3 separate regions of the Homo sapiens genome follow, and regions 2 and 3 are each linked to region 1. Evidence: chromatin contacts called from ENCODE Hi-C or POLR2A ChIA-PET data. All regions are on one chromosome and are shown on one strand. The core of a region is the stretch at or near the end of the contact, and the rest is flanking DNA. Distances in the headings are between cores, read along the strand shown. Region 1 overlaps PPP2R5E (protein phosphatase 2 regulatory subunit B'epsilon). Region 2 holds the start of ESR2 (estrogen receptor 2). Region 3 overlaps ESR2 (estrogen receptor 2).

The links. Hi-C counts contacts between places; a loop is a spot of excess contacts on that map. ChIA-PET counts read pairs that join two places held with the same protein, here RNA polymerase II (POLR2A). Pooled maps may share reads with other maps.
Region 2: a loop to region 1 is called in a pooled map, with 2.4 times the contacts of the local background. The contact joins the promoter of ESR2 here to the enhancer-like site in region 1. A Hi-C loop is called at or near these places in 5 of 50 pooled maps. POLR2A ChIA-PET finds 5 or more read pairs at or near these places in 2 of 52 experiments (Panc1 and activated T-cell).
Region 3: a loop to region 1 is called in a pooled map, with 4 times the contacts of the local background. The contact joins two enhancer-like sites. A Hi-C loop is called at or near these places in 4 of 37 single-sample maps with no recorded cell type and 7 of 50 pooled maps. POLR2A ChIA-PET finds 5 or more read pairs at or near these places in 1 of 52 experiments (naive thymus-derived CD4-positive, alpha-beta T cell).

Annotation. Positions count from the first base shown.
Region 1 is chr14:63,469,833-63,473,015 of GRCh38, reverse strand. All of the region lies in intron 2 of PPP2R5E (protein phosphatase 2 regulatory subunit B'epsilon), which reads left to right. Among named protein-coding and RNA genes, the nearest start is that of PPP2R5E, 72 kb to the left of the region's middle. RefSeq lists an enhancer at 1,282-1,361. Within about 2 kb of position 1,640, at least 6 of the 41 ENCODE cell types and tissues checked have a DNase peak (open chromatin) inside an H3K27ac peak, as active enhancers do.
Region 2 is chr14:64,292,928-64,296,110 of GRCh38, reverse strand. ESR2 (estrogen receptor 2) reads left to right here and starts at 1,740. Exons shown (of 9, transcript NM_001437.3): 1 at 1,740-2,078.
Region 3 is chr14:64,234,263-64,237,445 of GRCh38, reverse strand. ESR2 (estrogen receptor 2) reads left to right here. Exons shown (of 9, transcript NM_001437.3): 8 at 2,296-2,476. It overlaps LOC124903328 (a long non-coding RNA gene), which reads right to left. Exons shown (of 2, transcript XR_007064205.1): 2 at 2,259-2,584. Among named protein-coding and RNA genes, the nearest start is that of ESR2, 59 kb to the left of the region's middle. RefSeq lists enhancers at 1,333-1,602, 2,243-2,302. Within about 2 kb of position 1,470, at least 4 of the 41 ENCODE cell types and tissues checked have a DNase peak (open chromatin) inside an H3K27ac peak, as active enhancers do.

The DNA.
Region 1 (3,183 bases), core at 391-2,890:
TTCCACGGCCATCAACTTCGTATAAGCCCTCATAACTCTTCATACTTGGTTCTGATGACATTGTTTTTGGCTAATTTGATTGCCTCCCTTCAGCCCCCGCTAAAACACTTCTCATTATGTTTGCTCCTGTCCCACATTTCTGTGTTGTCAGCCACATGAAACCCAGGTTACCCTGCAGTTTGTAAAGTCCTTTCTGGCCAGGTATGTCCTCATTCCTCCCTCTCATTTCCCACTCTTTCTAGTCACCTGTCTTCCATGCCCTAGACATGCATATCTTCTTATAATTTCTCCCATAATGTGCTCACTCTCACCTCTGTGCTGTTCTTGTCTAAAATATCTTCCACCTTTCCTTTGTTTATTCCTTGTTCTATTCATGCTTCCTTTCTGTCCCATCACTAGCTGAAAGCAATTCAACCTAACTGGCTTTCTAATTGACCTTAGGCTGTGCTGGTGATAATACAGGTTTGAACTCTCAGTTAGACTCCAAATCATATGCAAGTTCAACAAATGTCAGGTGTTCAAAACAAAATGAAACAACCAAACTTCTGTGTCATTACATTTTCCTGAACAGTAAATTAAATCCAAACAAGGTTGAAGTCTTGAAGTAAGCCAGCTTTAGTGCAAAGGAGAAGGCTGGAAGGTTAGAGAAGACTTTGAATCATCTTTTGAGAGACTTAACACTAATGTAAAGGGGTCCTTTATTTTATTTTTTTTTGAGATGGAGATTCACTCTTGTCACCCAGGCTGGAGTGAAATGGCGTGATCTCAGCTCATTTCAACCTCCGCCTCCTGGGTTCAGCCGATTCTCCTGCCTCAGCCTCCTGAGTAGCTGGGATTACAGGCGCCTGTCACCATGCCCGATTAATTTTTGTATTTTTGGTAGAGATGGGGTTTTGCCATGTTGGCCAGGTTGGCCTTGAACATCTGACTCAGGTGATCCACCTGCCTTGGCCTCCAACAGTGCTGGGATGACAGGCATGAGTCACTGTGCCCAGCCTAAGGGGGCTTTTAAATATTAACAGAAATAACAGGCCAGCTGGAGAATCTTTCTAACCCTTGGTAGTTGCATTTTGCTTGGTACAAAGAGGAGATAGATGACAGAATGCTTGTCTTCCTCAATCTATGTTAAAGAGTCTGTTAGGAAGATTAGGAAGATTAACCCTTCCAGATGGTCCCTCCAGTGTACGTTGTAGATATTAGATGAAAACAAAAATGATCAGTAGTGATAAGCCAGCTCTCATTAGTCTTTAGCAGAGGTGGGATAGTGTACAGGTGCCAGATTGTGGAGGTCTGAAGCTCAGCAGGGCCCCCTTTCCAGCTGTGTGATGGTGGGCAAGTTGCTAAATATCTTTGGGCCAATTTTTATATGTAAAAATAAGGTTGGTAATACCTACCTCACAGCATTGTAGAAAGGATTAAAGGAGTTAATACATGTAAACTCCTTATAATAGTGACTGCCACAGAGTAAGTGCTTACTAAGTTTTTACTATTATTATGTATACATGATATGACTGGGAAGGGATGACTCATTCAAGATTTTCAGAAACTATTTATTGTGAAACAGGAAATGGCTCTTTAGAATGCGTATCTTTTTCTAATACCTGACCTGTCTTCAGTGACTCTTGTTTATTTTGGGTTATTCATTCATTAATTAACAAGTGTATTTTGACATTGCTTATAGTCAAGATCCTGAAAGAGTGTATTGTCTGTAGGAGATCATGATATTTTCAATAGAGGATAGATTCTGAAAACTTGTGAGAGTTGTATGAATGAGGTTCTTCTGGCCCATCTGGGTCTATGAACAATCTATACATAAGACATCTGGTTTTATCAGAAATTTGAAACTTACGCATTTTTATGTGTACTCTCCATTCTCAAAGAGAGCCTGGTGCGTGTTTTTGCAGATTTATGTAATATGAGAGTTTCTGGAATCTAGATGAATGTCATTCAGAGTGGTCTCTCTTGAACTTGCCCCACTTGGCTTTTTTCAAAGAAATGTTGTCATCTGCATGCTATGCTTGCTTTGGACTTCAGGGTGGGGTAAAAAATGGCTCAGAAGCTATTGCTTGGTCACCTTTGTAATATCAGGGTGCATTAATGGTACAAGCAAGCAATGTAGATTGTCAAAATTTCAGAATTAGACATTTTATCTTTTTATTAGGATGCTGTAATTTTTTTTTTTTTTTTGTAGAGACGGAGGTCTTTCTGTGTTGATCTTCCCACCTCAACCTCCAAAAGTGTTGGGATTATAGGTGTGAGCCATTGTGCTCAGCCACGTTTTTTTTTTTTTTTAATCTGTTGATAAAGGCTTGTTTTTATGATCCTGTGAAAGTAGATTAGGTGTCAATAGAGTCTTCAGATAATTTGCTTGTTTTATGCTGGAAATTCCTATTAAAATTATGCAATTGGATGAAGCCATTTTGTTATTGTCACTATGAAGTATTTTTTAATAATATAAATATGTTCTTCCTAGAGATAACCCCTTAACCCTTTAGTAGACAGGATAATCAATCACCACATTATCAGAGGGCAAGTCGGTTTTTTTTTTTTTTTAAACTTATGGAAAGGTTATGAGTGCAGAGTGTGATTGTGGAATACTGTGTGCCTTGGGGTTGGAACTGGGCTATAAGTAGGGAGGTAGGAGGCTGGATGCAGGGGCTCACACTTGTAATCCCAGCACTTTGGGAGGTCCAGGCGGCAAGGATCCCTTGAGCCTAGGAGTTCAAGACCACCCTGGGTAACATAGTGAAGCACTGTCTTTACAAAAACTACAAAAATTAGCTAGGTGTGGTGGTGCATGCCTGTAATCCCAGCCACTTGGGAGGCTGAAATGGGAGGATTGCTTCAGCCAGGGAGGTCGAGGCTACAGTGTGCTGTGACTGTGCCACTGCACTCTAGCGTGGGTGACAGAGTGAGACCTTGTCTCAAAAAAAGTGGGGGGTGTGGGGAGGTAGGAGATGAGGAGGACAAAAATCATTGTTTATTCTTTATAATCCTACTGCCACATTTATCTGTCCAAATAAATGGAGAGGAGGAAGTATTTCATTTTGGTGTAAAATTATCCCTTCTGGTTCTTTGTAGTGAAGTTGTTTTTACACGTTAGCCATTGACCCAGAATAATAAAACTGAATATCTTGCAGCCTTGGTTCTCTTACAGGTAAAATGGGAATATTAACATGTATT
Region 2 (3,183 bases), core at 491-2,990, 820 kb before region 1:
CAGAGATATCTTGTTAACAAGTATATACCACCAAATGAAGCTGATTTTTTTTTTTTTTTTTTTTTTTGAGACAGAGTCTCGCTCTGTCGCCCAGGCTGGAATGCAGTGGCGCGATCTTGGCTCACTGCAACCTCCGCCTCCCATGTTCAAGCGATTCTCCTGCCTCAGCCTCCTGAGTAGCTGGGATTACTGGCATGTGCCACCACGTCCAGCCAATTTTTGTATTTTTAGTAGAGACGAGGTTTCACCATGTTGGTCAGGCTGGTCTCAAACTCCTGACCTCGTGATCCACCTGCCTCGGCCTCCCAAAGTGCTGAGATTATAGGTGTGAGCCACCATGCCTGGCCATGAAGCTGATTTTTTTAAACCATCATTTAACATTTTCTCCATAAGGTGGCAAGGAGGAAGAGCATATGGGGACTGGGTACTTTGAGAGACCCCAGGACAGGAGACAGGGAGGCTGAGATTGGCATGTTGTCTGCTGCAGTTATTTGCCAGCGACACACTCTTCCCGTCCAAACTAACTTCTCTGCCTCAAGGACAGGGAGACTCTGCCTTTCAACCTGAGAGAAACCAGGACTCTCAGCTTTAATGAAAATTGGACTTAGGGTGGGGCAGTGGAGACTTTTCACAGCTATTGTTTAGCTGATGAAGCAGATGCTTCTCCATCTTTGGAGCCTGTCTTCATTACCTGTGGACCTCATCTTTATCAACCCAGAGCACACTTGCGTCTCTCTATTTTGGCTAAACACCAAACAGCTGAGGCTGGTACTGTAAAACTTTCCCTCCAAATGCCCCCCCTCGTCTTCCTCTATTAGAGATCTGGATCACAACCCTCAAAAACCATGTCCCTTATGCCACCTGAGTAGATGGTTTGATGATTAATTAGGCACAGATGTGACACTGGGGGGTTCTCACAATGGCCTGTGGGTCACATGCTACTTTCCTTTTCATTTTCATCAGCAACAGCTGCCTTAAAGCCAGTTAAGACTGTGGTCCTAGTCTCGCACCCTGGGGCTCCTGCTGGGGTGGGTGAGGGGAACACCCCATTAAGCTGGGGGAACTGGGGCTGCCACCAGGGGGCGCGAGGGGCCTTCGCCCGAGAAGAGGGGTGGGCAGGTGCCTCCAGCGGAGAAGGGCGCCGTGGCCGGAGGCACAGGTCTCCCCGGTGCCACTTCAAGTGAGTTCGAGGAAGTACCTGGGATCTTTGATCTAACGCGAAAGGCCTTCCCAGTGACCTCTTGAGAGCTGAGAACCCACTCCCTCCACCTCTAGTCCACGGCTTTGCCACTCCAGGGCCCGAGGTTACGTTTGCTGCTGGGGATTTGACAAACCCAAAGCCTCTCTGGTTTCACCACTGGCTCCTTAGAATCAGACATCTGTTCTGAATGACACTTATGTGAGTCAGGGGCTGAGGACGTGATCCTCGAAGTGTGGTCCCCAGACTGGCTGTATCAGTGTCGGCATCCCCCAGGACCTGGTTGGAAATGCATATTCTCAGGCCCTACTCCAGACCTCTTAAATCTGAGACTGGGGCTGCGGGGAGCGCCATCTGTGCGCCACTATCCTTGTGGGTGGACCAGGAGTCGGTTCGAGGGTGCTCCCACTTAGAGGTCACGCGCGGCGTCGGGCGTTCCTGAGACCGTCGGGCTCCCTGGCTCGGTCACGTGGGCTCAGGCACTACTCCCCTCTACCCTCCTCTCGGTCTTTAAAAGGAAGAAGGGGCTTATCGTTAAGTCGCTTGTGATCTTTTCAGTTTCTCCAGCTGCTGGCTTTTTGGACACCCACTCCCCCGCCAGGAGGCAGTTGCAAGCGCGGAGGCTGCGAGAAATAACTGCCTCTTGAAACTTGCAGGGCGAAGAGCAGGCGGCGAGCGCTGGGCCGGGGAGGGACCACCCGAGCTGCGACGGGCTCTGGGGCTGCGGGGCAGGGCTGGCGCCCGGAGCCTGAGCTGCAGGAGGTGCGCTCGCTTTCCTCAACAGGTGGCGGCGGGGCGCGCGCCGGGAGACCCCCCCTAATGCGGGAAAAGCACGTGTCCGCATTTTAGAGAAGGCAAGGCCGGTGTGTTTATCTGCAAGGTAAGCGCCCCTTCGCTCGAGGTGTGGTTTAATTGTCTCATTTTGTTTGAAATCCTGCGGTGAGAAACCAGTCGTGTTGAGAACAATAAAAGACCAAAAAACGATCACCAAAACCAACTGTCCTGAAAGCTACTGGAAAGTTGGAAAATGCATGCTTTGATTAAATGTCTTCATTCAAGACACTGGCAAGTTAACTTATTTAGTTTGTGCCGTGAGCTCTGGGTTGATTGTGCTAATATGAATAACTGAAAAACATTTTATTTCCCTATGGTTTTCCTCGATGGACTTCCCCACTATGGGTGAAATGACAATGGAGTTGAATACACTTTCTGATTGAACTTTGAGGGCCTGGGAAGATGTACACGTCTCAGGCAAGATGATAGGGGTTTTAAAATGTATTAATTGGCATTCCTTAGCCATGTCAGCAAGCTGCGTTCCTCCTTTCCTGGGCAGACCAAGCTAAGCTCTAACTGGTCTCCTTTATTTGCTGAAGAGGAGTCCAACAACTGCCCTCTAACACCCTGCGTGTTATTCTTATTGGAAGGACAATATTAAGTCAAGTGAATGTCATTTTTGTGAAAAAACTTTGAGTGGACTTCTATTTAGGAAGATAAGGTTGATTTAATTTTACTCGCTGTTTAAAAAGCAGGATTGTGTTTTGGTGTGGTAGGCAACATTTTGGAGGACAGACTTTGCCTTATTTTGTTATATTTCTAGTATTTACATGGGCATTCCATTAGAAAGTTTTACTTTTGCTCTAAGTTTCGTAACTCGGTGTCTAGTGAGGGGAAACATGTTTGTAATTTAAAAAGTGAACATGTGAAAGGAAAGGCTTTTCTGAGAGTGTTGTAAAACAAATGTAACGTGACTATGAAAAGAACATGATTAACATCTTTGACTCCTATTTTTTCTGAAGAAAATGTATTTTGATATGAGTTCTAGAAGAAGGAAACTATAAGGATCTGTTCATCAACAGGCATTAGAGTATACACCGTAGGATTGCATTTTACGTTCAAGCATTTTTTTAGATGAATTTCTGAAACATTCTTATTTTAAAAGCCATCAGATGCTTGTTAACACTTAAGTCTTGCTCAAGACATAGAAG
Region 3 (3,183 bases), core at 221-2,720, 760 kb before region 1:
ACACACTACGGGGTAGTTAAAAGGAAGTACTTGTTTATGCAGATGGGGTTAATTTTAGGGAAAGTAAGCTTGAAATAATTTTCTCTGTACTTTTGATAATTTTCTGTGTGTACCTAAAACATACATTAGCATGCATATTTACCATTTCAAATATGATGTGTGTTTGGCTAAAAAAAATAAGGGTCTGGCCGGGCACAGTGGCTCACGCTTGTAATCCCAGCACTTTGGGAGGCTGAGGCAGGCGGATTGCGAGGTCAGGAGTTTGAGACCAGCCTGGCCAGCATGGTGAAACACTGTCTCTACTGAAAATACAAAAAATTTGCTGGGCATGGTGGCGCATGCCTGTAATCCCAGCTACTAAGGAGGCTGAGGCAGGAGAATTGCTTGAAACCGGGAGGCGGAGGTTGCAGTGAGCTGAGATTGTACCACTGCACTCCAGGCTGGGTGACAGAGTGAGACTCTGTCTCAAGAAAAGAAAAAAAAAAAAAGGTCTGTGCCCTCAAAGCACTCATGTCCAGTCTTGCTGAGGGCAGAAGGGTGGCTGTGGGGTGTGTGTGGGGACAAGGCAGACATCCAGCATGTGGGGCAACATGGTGTCTCTGCTGAGGATGAACAGGGCACTGTCAGAGTATCAGGGGACACCTCAGACCAGACTTAGGGTGGGATGGTAGGGAGGTTGGGGGAAGCTTCCAGAAGGAATTTCTGACCAGGTTGGAATCTACAGGAGGAATGGGTATAAATGAGCAAAAGAATCAGGGTAGAGAAAGAGGAAGGAGAGAGTTTCCAAGCAGCAAGTTGAGCATGTTCGGAGCACCACACATTCAGGGAGTTGAGAGGGGGACTCAAGGCGAGGTGTGGTGGGAACTGCAGATGAGAGAAGCGGGGAGGGCCCTGGTACCTCTGATAGCTGCACCAGGTGGTTTGGACTCTATCCTATGAGCTGGGAAGTCATTAAACGGAGCCCCATGAGCAGATCTGCTTTTTGGCCTCTCAGAAGGGGACACACGGGGCCAAGGGTGGGGTCTTGTTTCCCCTGCGGTGGGAGGGCAAGTCATCTCTGGGGCGACAGTGGGAGGTTTGAGGCTGTGGGGGGATTCTGGAAGAACCAATGTGGAGAACAAAGTGAGCACAGGGATTGGAGAAGCAGCTTCAGGGCTATTGAAAAGATGAATATTTTAAATTCGTATCATCAGACATTATGGAGGTCCCTAGGGATGTGGCAAAGCACTACACTTACGTAATTGTGCTTCAGAATGTCCCTTGCCTTACCTGAGTTAAACTTAGTTGAATTGAGCTGCCTTAATTGAACTGAAAGTGCCAATAAAAATAGAGAACAAAAACTGCCAAAACAAATTCTGTGGTTGCTGGAGCACCAGCCATCATCAGTCTCATGACAGCCAAGACTCAGCAGCTCCCTGGTTGATTTCACATATTTATTCTTGCTTTGAAATGGAAAGCCTGGAAGAGAAGCTAATTATTAAAGGGAATCAAGGAGTCAGGCAGGGGTCGGGGGGAGGAGATTTATCTGAGCTGTTACTTTGCTGCCATTGGGATGCCACAGTATCTCAATCCTAGAGTTGGAGGGGAGTTAAACACAGGGCAGGGCAGGATGGGGGAGGCAGCCTACCCAGGACGTGGCTGTGGGGACCTAAGCAGATGTGTTCCTGCATGCGTTGCTCAGTGAGGAACTGAGGCTCAGAGAGCTCCAGATGGTGGCTAGAAAGTAGGTCTGTCTGACTCCAAATCAGTGGTCTTCCTGCCCCAGCCAGGTGCCACTCAAGCGAGATGCAGAGGTGGTAGCAGGGGCCCTGCCATGGCTGGCTGCGGCACGTGGTACACACAAGGAGGTGGCAGAGGAGGCTTCATCACATTGGCCATTCCTTTGTTTATTAAACTCCCTTTAGATGGGGAGCCCTCCGTGGGGCTAAAAGTAGAATTAATCTCACTTTCTGACCATCTCTGTATCTGTTGCTGCAGATGAGAAACACCACGTAATGATTTCGGGAGACTAGATATACTCGCCACGGCAAGGCCACAATTATGGGCCTGGTGGACACTTCAGGTGGCAATTTAGTCTGTCTGCATTAGGCCAGGCTTCTCTTCTAGCTCTGTGACGGGGCTGGCTCTCAGGGAAGATCCCCTGGGGGAGGTAAGACCATGCTTATAAGCTCCTGCCACACATGCAGCTGTCAAAGCAACCCAGATCACCTCGGAGCAGGCGCACGGAACAGCTGAGCACACGACTTCTGCTCCTTTGCTCAGAGCAATGACTTCTGGCTTTTATTCTTTGTCCAGGTATGTACCCTCTGGTCACAGCGACCCAGGATGCTGACAGCAGCCGGAAGCTGGCTCACTTGCTGAACGCCGTGACCGATGCTTTGGTTTGGGTGATTGCCAAGAGCGGCATCTCCTCCCAGCAGCAATCCATGCGCCTGGCTAACCTCCTGATGCTCCTGTCCCACGTCAGGCATGCGAGGTACGCGCCCTAAGGAGCTGCTCTGCTTGGGCTTGGGATGGGATTATGTGCTCCACGGAGGGTGAAGTGATTTGGGAAAAGTGTCTGCAAGTTAAGGAAAATGAATGCCTGAAAGGGAATGGGGAATTTGTCAGTTCACACACCTGTAAGCAAAGATGGGCACAGAGTGGGCATGGAAGGAATGTCATGTGGTATCTTACAGGCTCTGCATGGCAGCCAGTGGTGGCTCATGGGTTTTTCAATTGCTGGGGTTTATAGCCTGTTTATGGAGTCCTAAAAGGGGCAGTTCCTCCCCTAACACGAACTGCCACCCCTGTTTACACCACCCAGGGCTGAGGCCCTGAGGCCACTTTTTGTGGAGAGGCTAAGACCCGCTCCCCTAGATGGCCCCTCGAGCTGGTGATGCGAAGAAGTGCACAAATGCTTCCCTAAGAGTTGTTCTTTCGGTGGCATCAGGAAATTAAGGATAAGACTTAAGAGAAGTGGTGGACCCAGCAGATTTAGGAAGGCAGGGCTGTAGGTAGGGCATGTTTCTGATCAGGAAACGTAATTGTGTGTGCTGATGAAGAGGGTGTGCAGTGGTGGCTACTGTTGGTACAATGATGCTCAGTGCTTGGTGTCACCCACGATGAGGGTAGCCTTGCCCTGGAGCTGGAGGAGGGGAGGGGAGGGTGGAAGGTAATTAACTGGTCACTGAGGAGGCAAGT